Linked DNA regions of Homo sapiens: region 2 is linked to region 1. A link is a contact called in ENCODE Hi-C or POLR2A ChIA-PET data. All regions are on one chromosome and are shown on one strand. Each heading gives the region's core, a stretch centred on a gene start or an enhancer-like site at or near the end of the contact. The rest is flanking DNA. Distances are from core to core; before and after follow the strand shown.

The links. Hi-C counts contacts between places; a loop is a spot of excess contacts on that map. ChIA-PET counts read pairs that join two places held with the same protein, here RNA polymerase II (POLR2A). Pooled maps may share reads with other maps.
Region 2: a loop to region 1 is called in a pooled map, with 2.2 times the contacts of the local background. The contact joins the promoter of SPOCD1 here to the promoter of ADGRB2 in region 1. A Hi-C loop is called at or near these places in 3 of 50 pooled maps. POLR2A ChIA-PET finds 5 or more read pairs at or near these places in 5 of 52 experiments (H1, K562, Panc1 and 2 more).

Annotation. Positions count from the first base shown.
Region 1 is chr1:31,761,878-31,766,875 of GRCh38, forward strand. ADGRB2 (adhesion G protein-coupled receptor B2) reads right to left here and starts at 2,463. Exons shown (of 33, transcript NM_001364857.2): 1 at 2,007-2,463. RefSeq lists an enhancer at 81-934 and a silencer at 876-1,145.
Region 2 is chr1:31,813,027-31,817,697 of GRCh38, forward strand. It overlaps SPOCD1 (SPOC domain containing 1), which reads right to left and starts at 2,996. Exons shown (of 16, transcript NM_144569.7): 1 at 2,935-2,996; 2 at 925-2,346. The coding sequence starts at 2,307.

The sequences.
Region 1 (4,998 bases), core at 1,213-3,712:
TATACAAACAACCTAACTTCATTCTCCCAACAGCTATATGAGGCAGTGATCACTGACCCATTTTATAGAGGGTCAACTGAGGCTCAGAAAGATTAAGTAGCTTGCCCATGTCACACAGCTTTTGAACGTAGGTCGTCTGACCGAAAGCTGAATTCCTAACTACTTACTCAGCTTCATTACTTGGGGGTGGGAAGGGAGGGAGGGATGGGGGCAGATACCAGATGGAACCTCACTTTGTGTTACAGAAATGCAGACCACGCACGCACACCCCAGACTAGACATGTCCTTTTGAAGAGTGATACAGAAAGGGGGCAGAAGAGAGAGCGGAAGGAGGAGAGAGGGAAGAAGAGGGGAAGATCTCTTCTCTCAATCTTGGTCCAGAGAAGACCCTCCCTAACCTCCCCACTACCATCACCAGGACATATCCTGCGCAGAGTCCACACTGCCCCTCACCCCAGTAGCAGTGCAGAGGATACTCCCCAGGTGCTTGCTCTGTCCCAGGGTCAGGTGGATTCCCCCACAACCGACTCCATGCGCAAGCCAGGCAGAGCCCACCTTTGCCCCCAGCCCTCACCTCATGGGAAATGCCATGGGGTAGAGGCTCTCTGGCAACACCTGACCAAGCACAAACAAGCCCAACCAGGCGTCCTGGAGCCCGCGGCCAATCCTGCTGGTCTGTACGTGAAGGCTCAAAGGACTCTTGACTTGCTGCTGGGGTGAGCCCTCCACCCCACCCCAACCCATCCCACCCCCAGAACATATGGCCTGACAACCAGGAGTGTTTGGGCATGGCTAGCACGAGGAGGCACCTGGCCTGGCCCACCAATCTCCTCTCCCCAGGGATTTCCCAGCGTCAGTCCTGCAGCCACCGCTGATGCTCTGGCTGCGGAAACCCGGGGTTGCCCGCGGGAGAAGGGGTGGCGGGTCCCAGGCTTCGGGCAGGGGGCGCCAGAGGACGCCCAGGAGCCCGGCCGGCAGCTGGCGAGGCGGGCAGGCAGGCGGCATCTCTCGGCCCGGGCGCCCCTCCCCCCGGCGGGCAACAGACCCGTCGCCTGCTCTGCACGGGCCGCGGCGCGGAGGACTTCCCCCGGCTGTGCCCTCGGACCAAGCTGACTGCGGGAGTGGCCGCCAACTTCACAGCCTACAACCCCCTCCGGATCATGCCGGCCCTGGGGCTGCGGGAGGGTGCGTCTGGTGCCCAGCTCTATGACCAGGGGTGGGAGGATAGGGATGGGGGATGGACAGATAGACTCCGGCCAAAGATGGACACGGGAGTCAGGGATGCGGGTCCAGTCGGGATCTCAGCTGGAGGGGAGGGGGCGCGGAGCAGACACGGGGGACACGGCCCCAATTCCAAGCTGAGGGGAGGGGACTTGCAGCAAGATTGGCGAGGGAAGGCGGGACTCCGGTCAGATAGATATGGGGGAGGGGGCGCTAGGGGCAGAAATAGAGAAGAAGCATGGTCGGGGTACAGGCGCGGGGGAGGGTAGAAACTATGGGCAGACATGGATGGGGACAGGAAAGACTCCGGGCAGTGATGAAGTGGAGGAGAGGAGCAGGGTCCGGCATTCAGACCGTGACGGGAAATAGAGGGGGAGACACAGTTGAGCTGCAGGTTAATGGGGGGGCTCTAATAAAGGTGGGGGGCACACTGCCCGGATCCAGGCCGAGATAGGGAAAGACTCGAGACAGCAAGCACGGTCTGTGTCAGAATTCTGGAGGGGGAGACTTTAGCATAGATGGGTAAGAGGGTCGGTCCAGGCTGGGGGAGGGGGGGGGCCGAGATTAGAGATTCACCAGCGATTAAGGGGGCCTCGGCCCTAGGTTTGGGAGTTCCCCAGAAGATGGGGGTGGGCGAACGCTGAACGAACTCAGTTCGGGCTGGGGGAGAATTCAGCAGAGACGGGTTAGGAGAGCGCCCCGAGTCCGGGCCGGTGCGGAAACTCGGGACCGCGCCGGCAGGGCTCGGTGCGAGGCCAGGTCGGGGTCTGGGGCCGAGCACTCACCTGGGCGCCGTCAGCAGCAGGAGCGGGGGCCGGCGCTGGCGGGGGCGGCCACGGGGCGCAAGTTTGCCATCCCTAAGTCGGGGACCGGGCCGGGCGCAGGGTAGGTAGCTGCAGCCGCGCGGAGGGCCGAGGCTCCCGCTCTCCCGGGCGGCGGGTGCAGAAAAGGCGCCGCGGAGCAGCGCGGGGCGGGCGGGCGGGCGGCGCCGGGCCGGGCGCGGGCTCCTGCCGCCGCCGCCGCCGCCGCCTCCTTGCCGCGCCGCCCCCCGCTCCCCCGCTCCCCCGCCCCGAGCACCGCCCGCGCCGCGCGCCGCCTCCTATTTGCGGGCGGCGGCCGCAGCCCCGGGCTCTGAGAGCCGGTGCCGCATCCTCTTCGGTCTCTGAGCGCCGCCGCCGCTGCCGCCGAACCCGGTTCCTCCGGCCGCTCCGGCCGCTGCCCGCAGCGCGCGCCGGGCCGAGTGACGGCCGAGGCGGGACGCGGCGCCTGCGCGGGCCGGGCCCGGGAGGGGGCGCGCGCCGGGCCGGGCGCGAGGAGCCGCGGGAGAAGGGGCGGGGGCGACGCGCGCCGCCTCCTGTTAAAGGGGGAACAGCGCCAGCCGAGCCGATCGTGCCCCCCACCTCCCCGCCTTGGGCCCCAGGCGCCGGCGCGGGAGAAGCCCTGGGTAAGCCCCCGCCCAGCCCGCTGCTTCTTGGACCGCAGAATGAGGCGATCCGCGACGCCCCTCCAGCTATACCCATGCCGGAGGCTTGTCGCGCCGCCAGGGTGTCCCGGGCCCTGCAGGCTGAAGCATTTGCTCACCTTCCCATGTGCATTGCATATTGCATGTCCCTGTGCATGCAGGTGCCAGTCATGTGCGCTGAACTTTGCATATGCATACAGGTGCCCTAAGTGTGCACTGCCATGTTGCCTGGGTAGGTGCATGCAAGTGCCACACACATGCACGGTGTATTAACATGTGCCCAAGTCCTGAATGCATGTTGCTTGTTCCTGTGCGCAGGGATGTTATATGTATGCAAGCTTACAGGTGCCACATGTGTGCTGAGGACTGTGGGTAACTCATGTAGCAGCCACATATGTATACTGCAATGTGACATGTTTGATGCATACTGTAAACTGCAATGTTGCACGTCCTTAGGCACGGGGATGCTACACGTGTGCAGTGTGTTACATGTTTTCCTGAGTCCCTGTCTATTCCCACAAGTGCCTTTCCCTGTGCCAGGGGCGCCCCCATGTTGCATCTGTTTGTGTAGAAGCAGCAGAGATGTACAGACCCACCCCTTCCCCATCTTGGCACTAAGCCCAGAAACAGTTGGGTGGGGCCTGAGCCCTCATGGTTCAGGCGGTACACAGGGAGATGCCCATGGTTCAGGGCTCTGGTCAGGCAGTTTGTGGCCTGGGCATGTTGCCATCAGTAAGGTAGGCCGACCAGGGACGCACCATTGCAGCCAACACAAGTAGGTTAATCCCATGGCTTTGGTCAGAGGAGAAACCAGCAGGGGGCAGCTTTGCAATAAGGGTGGGATGGTTTCAGCTTTGCGATGAGGGTGGGATGGTTTCAGGACCATACTTTTTGAAGGTTCACTAGCCAGGAAGGGCCAAATTTTCAGTGCAAAGAAGTCCTCATTTCAGCAAATACCAACCCCACCTCTCCACTGATGCCCCTTAAGTTGTGGCACCCTCAAGATGGGGCAAGAAGAGAAAAGCCTACCTCTTCCCAGGGGCAGTACCAGGAAGAGGCATAGAACCGCCCTCTTTTCCCTCCTTCTGTCCCTCCCACCTCCAGCAGCCTCGGTGACATTTGTTGTGAGTGATTGTGAGAGATTATCAACTTTAATGGAAGGAGGTAATAAGGGACGATGAAGGAATCTCACCTGTCACCTTAAGAGAATTTATGAGGCCTTATGAGGCAGGGAGGAGGGCTGGGCCGGCACCTTCCCTTTCGCTGCGGATGCCCAAGGAGGCCTGTGCCTTGGGCCTAGCACTGGCAAGCAAGGCTCCTAGGGTTTGCTAGGCACCCTCAAACACAGTCAGACATCTCTGGATTTCAAGGCTCAGCTACTATGTGAAAGCCAGGCCAGGCAGGCCTTGCCAGCTGCAAAGTATGTTGAAAGCCACCCCAGGGCAGTGGGAAATCCGGGCCCCCTCCTTACATGGGCACTGGGAGGGGGAATGGGGTTGCTAGACTGGGGCTTCAAGGAGGTAGGCAAAAGTGGGGAAAATGGTGGAGACATGGGTTGCCCACAAGGATGCAAGCCCCTTAGAAATCTCCAGGACCCTGTCCAAAGCTCCAGCCCCCTCCTCTCCTACAGGGAGCTTGCTTCCCTCTTTTTGAATATTCATGATCATTAGCATATTAGATCAGAGAAACCTAGGCAGGTCTCTTGCAGATGTGATGCAGCTGGATGCCTGAGGCCCCCCCTCCTCCTTCCCCAGGAGGCAGCTGGGTGAGAGGTGATGGGAGGGACTGGCCCCAGATCGACAGCAGCGTTTTTGTCTGTCTCTCTGTTCCTCGCTAGCCCTCTGACTTCTTGATCCCTTCTATCAGCCACAAAAATGTACGCCCAAGGAAGCATAGGTAGACAGAGTGAGGGACTGACAGAGATGGTGTCCCTTAGCCGGGGGCTCAGTAGGGGCAAGGTGGGGAGGTCAGCAAGGCAAAGGGGGTTGTGGGAGCTGTGTGGGGAGAGCAGGACCTCCCCAGGGTTGTACAGGAGTGAGCAGGCGAGACTAGGGCTGACCTCTGGAAGGCTCTCCCTGGAGGCACCTCTCTGCATCAGGGTTTCCCCACCTCCTTTCCCAGGAGCCCCTGCCCTTCCAGACTCACTCTGGTAATAATGCCGCCCAGGAGGACTTGGAGTAATTACAAATCGTTTCCATATTCAAATCCAGCTGGTTGAAGATAAATTACTTCTCTGATGCTCAGGCGGGGGTGAAAAGAGCAAGCCTTAGCCCCAGGAGGGGCCTCCAGGGAGCCTGGGGCAGAGACTGGGCATG
Region 2 (4,671 bases), core at 1,746-4,245, 52 kb after region 1:
GATGATTATAAGTAAAAGAACAAAGGAAAGGGAAGTGGTGATATAGGGAACATGGCTGGTCACTGACTCCCCAGCTATGTGAGCCTGGAGAATATTATTAACCCTCCGAGCCTCAGTTTCCCCATCTGGTTATATGGGGCTAACGCCTATCTTACAGGGTAACTGTGAACACTAAAGGAAAAGCAAATTTAACACGAATTAAGCAATTTACCTTGTGCCTTGTGCTGTGCTAGGCACCTTTTTTTTGTTTGTTTGTTTGTTTTAGACAGTCTTGCTCTGTCACCAGGCTGGAGTACAGTGGTGCGATCTCAGCTCACTGCAACCTCTGCTTCCCAGGTTCAAGTGATTCTCCTGCCTCAGCCTCCAGAGTAGCTGGAACAGGCATGTGCCACCATGCCCAGCTAATTTTTGTATTTTTAGTAGAGACAGGGTTTCACCATGTTGGCCAGGATGGTCTTGATCTCTTGACCTCGTGATCCGCCTGCCTCTGCCTCCCAAAGTGCTGGGATTACAGGCGTGAGCCACTGCACCAGGCCTAGGCACATTATTTTATACCATAATCTCATTTAATCCTTGAAACAACCCCATGAAGCTGCAATTAGTATCCTTTTTTTACAATGAGGAAACCTAGAGAGGTTAAGAAAACATCCCACAGTCATTCAGCTAGGAAGTGGGCAGAGGCAAAATTCGAACCCAGGACTCACTGACTCCAAAAGATAATGACCCCTCACAAGGATTCAGCGAATGTAGTTTATTTTCTCTTTCCCAGTTTGTGGGCCTCATTTTACCCAGTTTAGTTAATAGGGATGTGAGAATGTTCATGAAGCGCCCATCTAGCTTAGCTTTATTAAATTCCACTGCCAAGTATGGTATTGAGAAACATGGCCAGGCCCTTCCTATCCCAAACTCTCAGACTCAGCTCACCAGTCTGGGGCAGCCTCCTGGGCTGGGTTCCTCTGGCCTGTCCTGGTGGGAGTTGTCTGAGCTTCTGTCTGTGCCCCGGTCTTGGGCACAGGGCACTGGACCTTTCTTCAGGTTCTTAGTGCCCTTGGATCTTCTCTGCTCCATGAATGGGCCTGAGCAGGCCCTGCTGGCTTCAGTATCCAGGGAGGAGCTGAGGCCGCCCAAGGGCTCCCGGGAGCTGGCACAGGTGTCAGCGGGGGCAGCGAGTCCTTGCTCCAGCCTTCCCCTGGAAGCTGGCTGAGCCTTGGCCTCCAGCTCCTCCTGGTCCTGTGCTGGAGCCTGGCCTTCATCGCTGCCAGTCCGCACGACACACACAGCTTCTTGCTGCTCTGCAGAGGCCTGTGCTGACGCCCCCAGGCACAGTGCTGCGCTCTGTGGAGGAGCCTGTGCAGCTGAACTGAGGGACTCCCCTCCACTGGGCACTGGGAACCCGACAGGGCCACAGGGGCTGCCTGGCTGGGGCCCATCCCCTGTAGCGGGCAAATATCCAAATTTCTCAGTCCCTGAGGCACATCCTGCCCCACTTCCACCTGGCTCTCCAGGCCCAGACCCAGTGTCTTTTGGAGAGGGAGGTCTGCAAGGGCCTCCCAAGGACTCCAGGTCAGCAACTTGGGGAGGGTCTCCCACAGACAGGAGGTTGTCCCCACGAGGGCTCTGATCAAGCCACAGGAAGTCACCAGCCCCTTCCTCACACTCTGAATGAGCCCCTTGCCTCCTCCATTTCTTTCTTACCCTCACAGGGACTGGGTCTGGTGAGGATGTCAGGGGCCTTCCAGGGGGCTCCTCTTTGCTGAGTGTGGGGCTTCTTCTGTCACACCCTGGAGAACTCATTCCACCGTCTCTGGCCTCCCTGGGCCTGAGGCAGCTCACCTCCTCCACTCCTGCAAGCCTCTCCCTGCAGGCCAGAGCTCTCTCTGGGAGGCCAGCAGACCTGCTACAAAGTTTCCTGGGGCAACTGTCATCTAAGATGTCACACAGAGAAACCTGGAGCCTCTTGGAGGTCAGAGCTCTCCCCTGAGTAGGCACCGAGGGCAGCTGCATGTGGAGCCCAGGAGCCAGCATCGAGCCCCGGCTCTGTACCACAGCTAGCAGCTCCAAGACCCCTGGCCGGACCTCAGCAGCACCTGCAGCCCGGGAGCTGCCACCTCGAAGGGCCTCCTTCCTGGGGATCTTCCTTCTGCTGCCAGCCCTGACTCCGGGCCCAGAGCTTGCTCCCGGCCCATCTGGTGACAGGCCTGGCATGGAGCTGGCTCCTTCCATGTTCTGTAAAAGCTCACAGTTGTGTTGGGGACTGAGCACAGGGTCTCCTGTGCTGGGGCCTTCTACGTCCCCCGCCTGGGACATGTCTGTCCACCTACCTGGGCCAAAAGCACAACACGGGCCCTGTGTGGAGACAGAAAGAGGAGACTTTGTCTTGGAGAGTCCGACCTGTCAGCCCGTTCAGTGGGAACTGGGAGGAGCCCCTCTTCCAGCCAGCTCTCCCAGACCCTTCCACTCCTGAGGCCTAGGGGTGAGCACTCCAGGGAGGGGAGCACCCAGCAGGAGCTGGTGTCCTGGGTGAGGGTGGAGAGGCCTGCCTCCAAACAGGGCCGAGCTACAGTGGCCTCCAGGGTCTTCTTGTCTCTGAGAGTTCACACATTCGCTTAAATGGGACCTAATAAGATACCATTTATTTATGACTTATGTGCTTATTTCATTTCATACTGGCAGCCACAGGTGAGGACACTGAGATTCTGAGATGTTAAGACACTCACCCAAGGAAGCACAGGAAGTGGAAGGGCCAGGAGTCTCTCTCCCAGTTCTCACACTGCGCAAGGAGCAGATACTGAACGGGGTTCGTGCCCATAACCCTTCTCGTCTCTCTCCCATCGGTCCCGTTCTGAAAGGCGCCCCACCCAGGTTCCCAAGCCTTACTGGGACAGTCCCCCAGCATCCAAGAAATCCGGGCCCCATCGGTCGCGTCGCTCTCACCTGGGCTTCCCTGAGTTTTCCCTCCTGGGGTTCCACCCACTAGCTGAAAAGGAGCTGAGATCACGTGATGCGGGGGAGGGAGGCCCTTGCTGAGGGATAGGGGCGGAGTCCCTGATGATGAGCAAAAGGCTGCTCCCCAGGCGTGCTGGCGTTCCTGCCCCGGCAGAGGGCGCCCTCTTCCTCCTGAGGGCTTCCTGGAGGAGGTGCCAATCCTGGCTCCCAAGCAGAGGTAGGTGGGTGCATGGGGCAGCGAGGGGCCTTGGCTGCCTGCCTGAGAGTTTAACTTGATCCTACCGCAATAGTCCCTGAGCCAGTAGGACAATGTCAGAATTACCTAGATTTTTTGCCTAATTTTATTTTATTTTATTTTTAAACTTTTATTTTAGGGTCAGAGGTCCATATGCAGGTTTTTAATATAGGTAAACTTGTGTCACGGGGGTTGTTGTACAGATTATTTCGTCACCCAGTTATCAAGCCTAGTACCCAATATTTATTTTTTCTTATCTTCTACTGCCTCCTACCCTCCACCCTCAAGCAGGCCCCAGTGTCTGTTGTTAACCTCTTTCTGTCCATGTGTTCTCACCATTTAGCTCCCACTTATAAGTGAGAACATGCAATATTTGGTTTTTCCGTTCCTGCATTAGTTTGCTAAGGATAATGGCCTCCAGCTCCATCCACGTTCCTGCAAAGGACGTGATCTCATTCTTTTTTATGGCTGCATAGTATTCCATTGTGTATATGTACCACATTTTCTTTAGCCAATCTGCCATTGATGGGCATTTAGGTTGATTCCATGTCTTTGCTATTGTGAATAGTGCTTGCCTAATTTAAAAAGAAAATCTCAAATATAATTAATGTAGATGGAAATGCAGAATCAATTCCAATAGAAGGTTAGAAATAAAAAGTTTAAAGCTATCTCTCATTTCCCAATACCCCAACTCCTGGAAACAACTGTGTTTTGTTTTTTGTTTTTTACCATGTTTGTCATCATGTTAATTTTTTAAATTTCATAACTGTAAATAATATACTCATGCCTCTATTACTTGATTTATTAATTTTAACTGTGTCTGTTGTATCTGTTGACTTCCTGCTGTGGTGATTTTATTAACCACCCTTTCCCCCTTTCTCTTCCGCTTTTCATATATATATATATATATATATTTTTTTTTTTTTTTTGAAACAGCGTCTCGCTCTGTCGCCCACGCTGGAGTGCAGTGGCACAGTCTCAGCTCACTACAACCTCTGCCTCCCAGGGTCAAGTGATTCTCCTACCTCACCCTCCCGAGTAGCTGGGACTACAGGCACGTGCCACCATGCCCTGCTAATTTTTGTATTTTTCGTGGAGACAGGGTTTCACCATGCTGGCCAAGCTGGTCTCAAACTCCTGACCTCGTGTTCCACCCACCTCAGCCTCCCAAATTGCTGGGATTACAGGCGTTAGCCACCGTGCCTGGCCCTCTTTTTTATATTTATATTTTAAATTTTACTATTGGTTTCTATTATCACTTTGAATACTATTCTTAAATGTCTGTTTCTTCTGTATATTGTATCTCTTGACTCTTCTCTGTGTGAAATGGATAATTTCCCTTGATGTCCCCTCCCTGCTTCTGCCGTTATCCATGAACTAAGCTTTTATTTTTGTATCGCTGAGGTTTATAGCATTTACATTCTATTCGGTAAAGATAATTCAGTTTACCGTTGTTTACCTGTAGATTGATTCTTAACACTGAAAGCCAA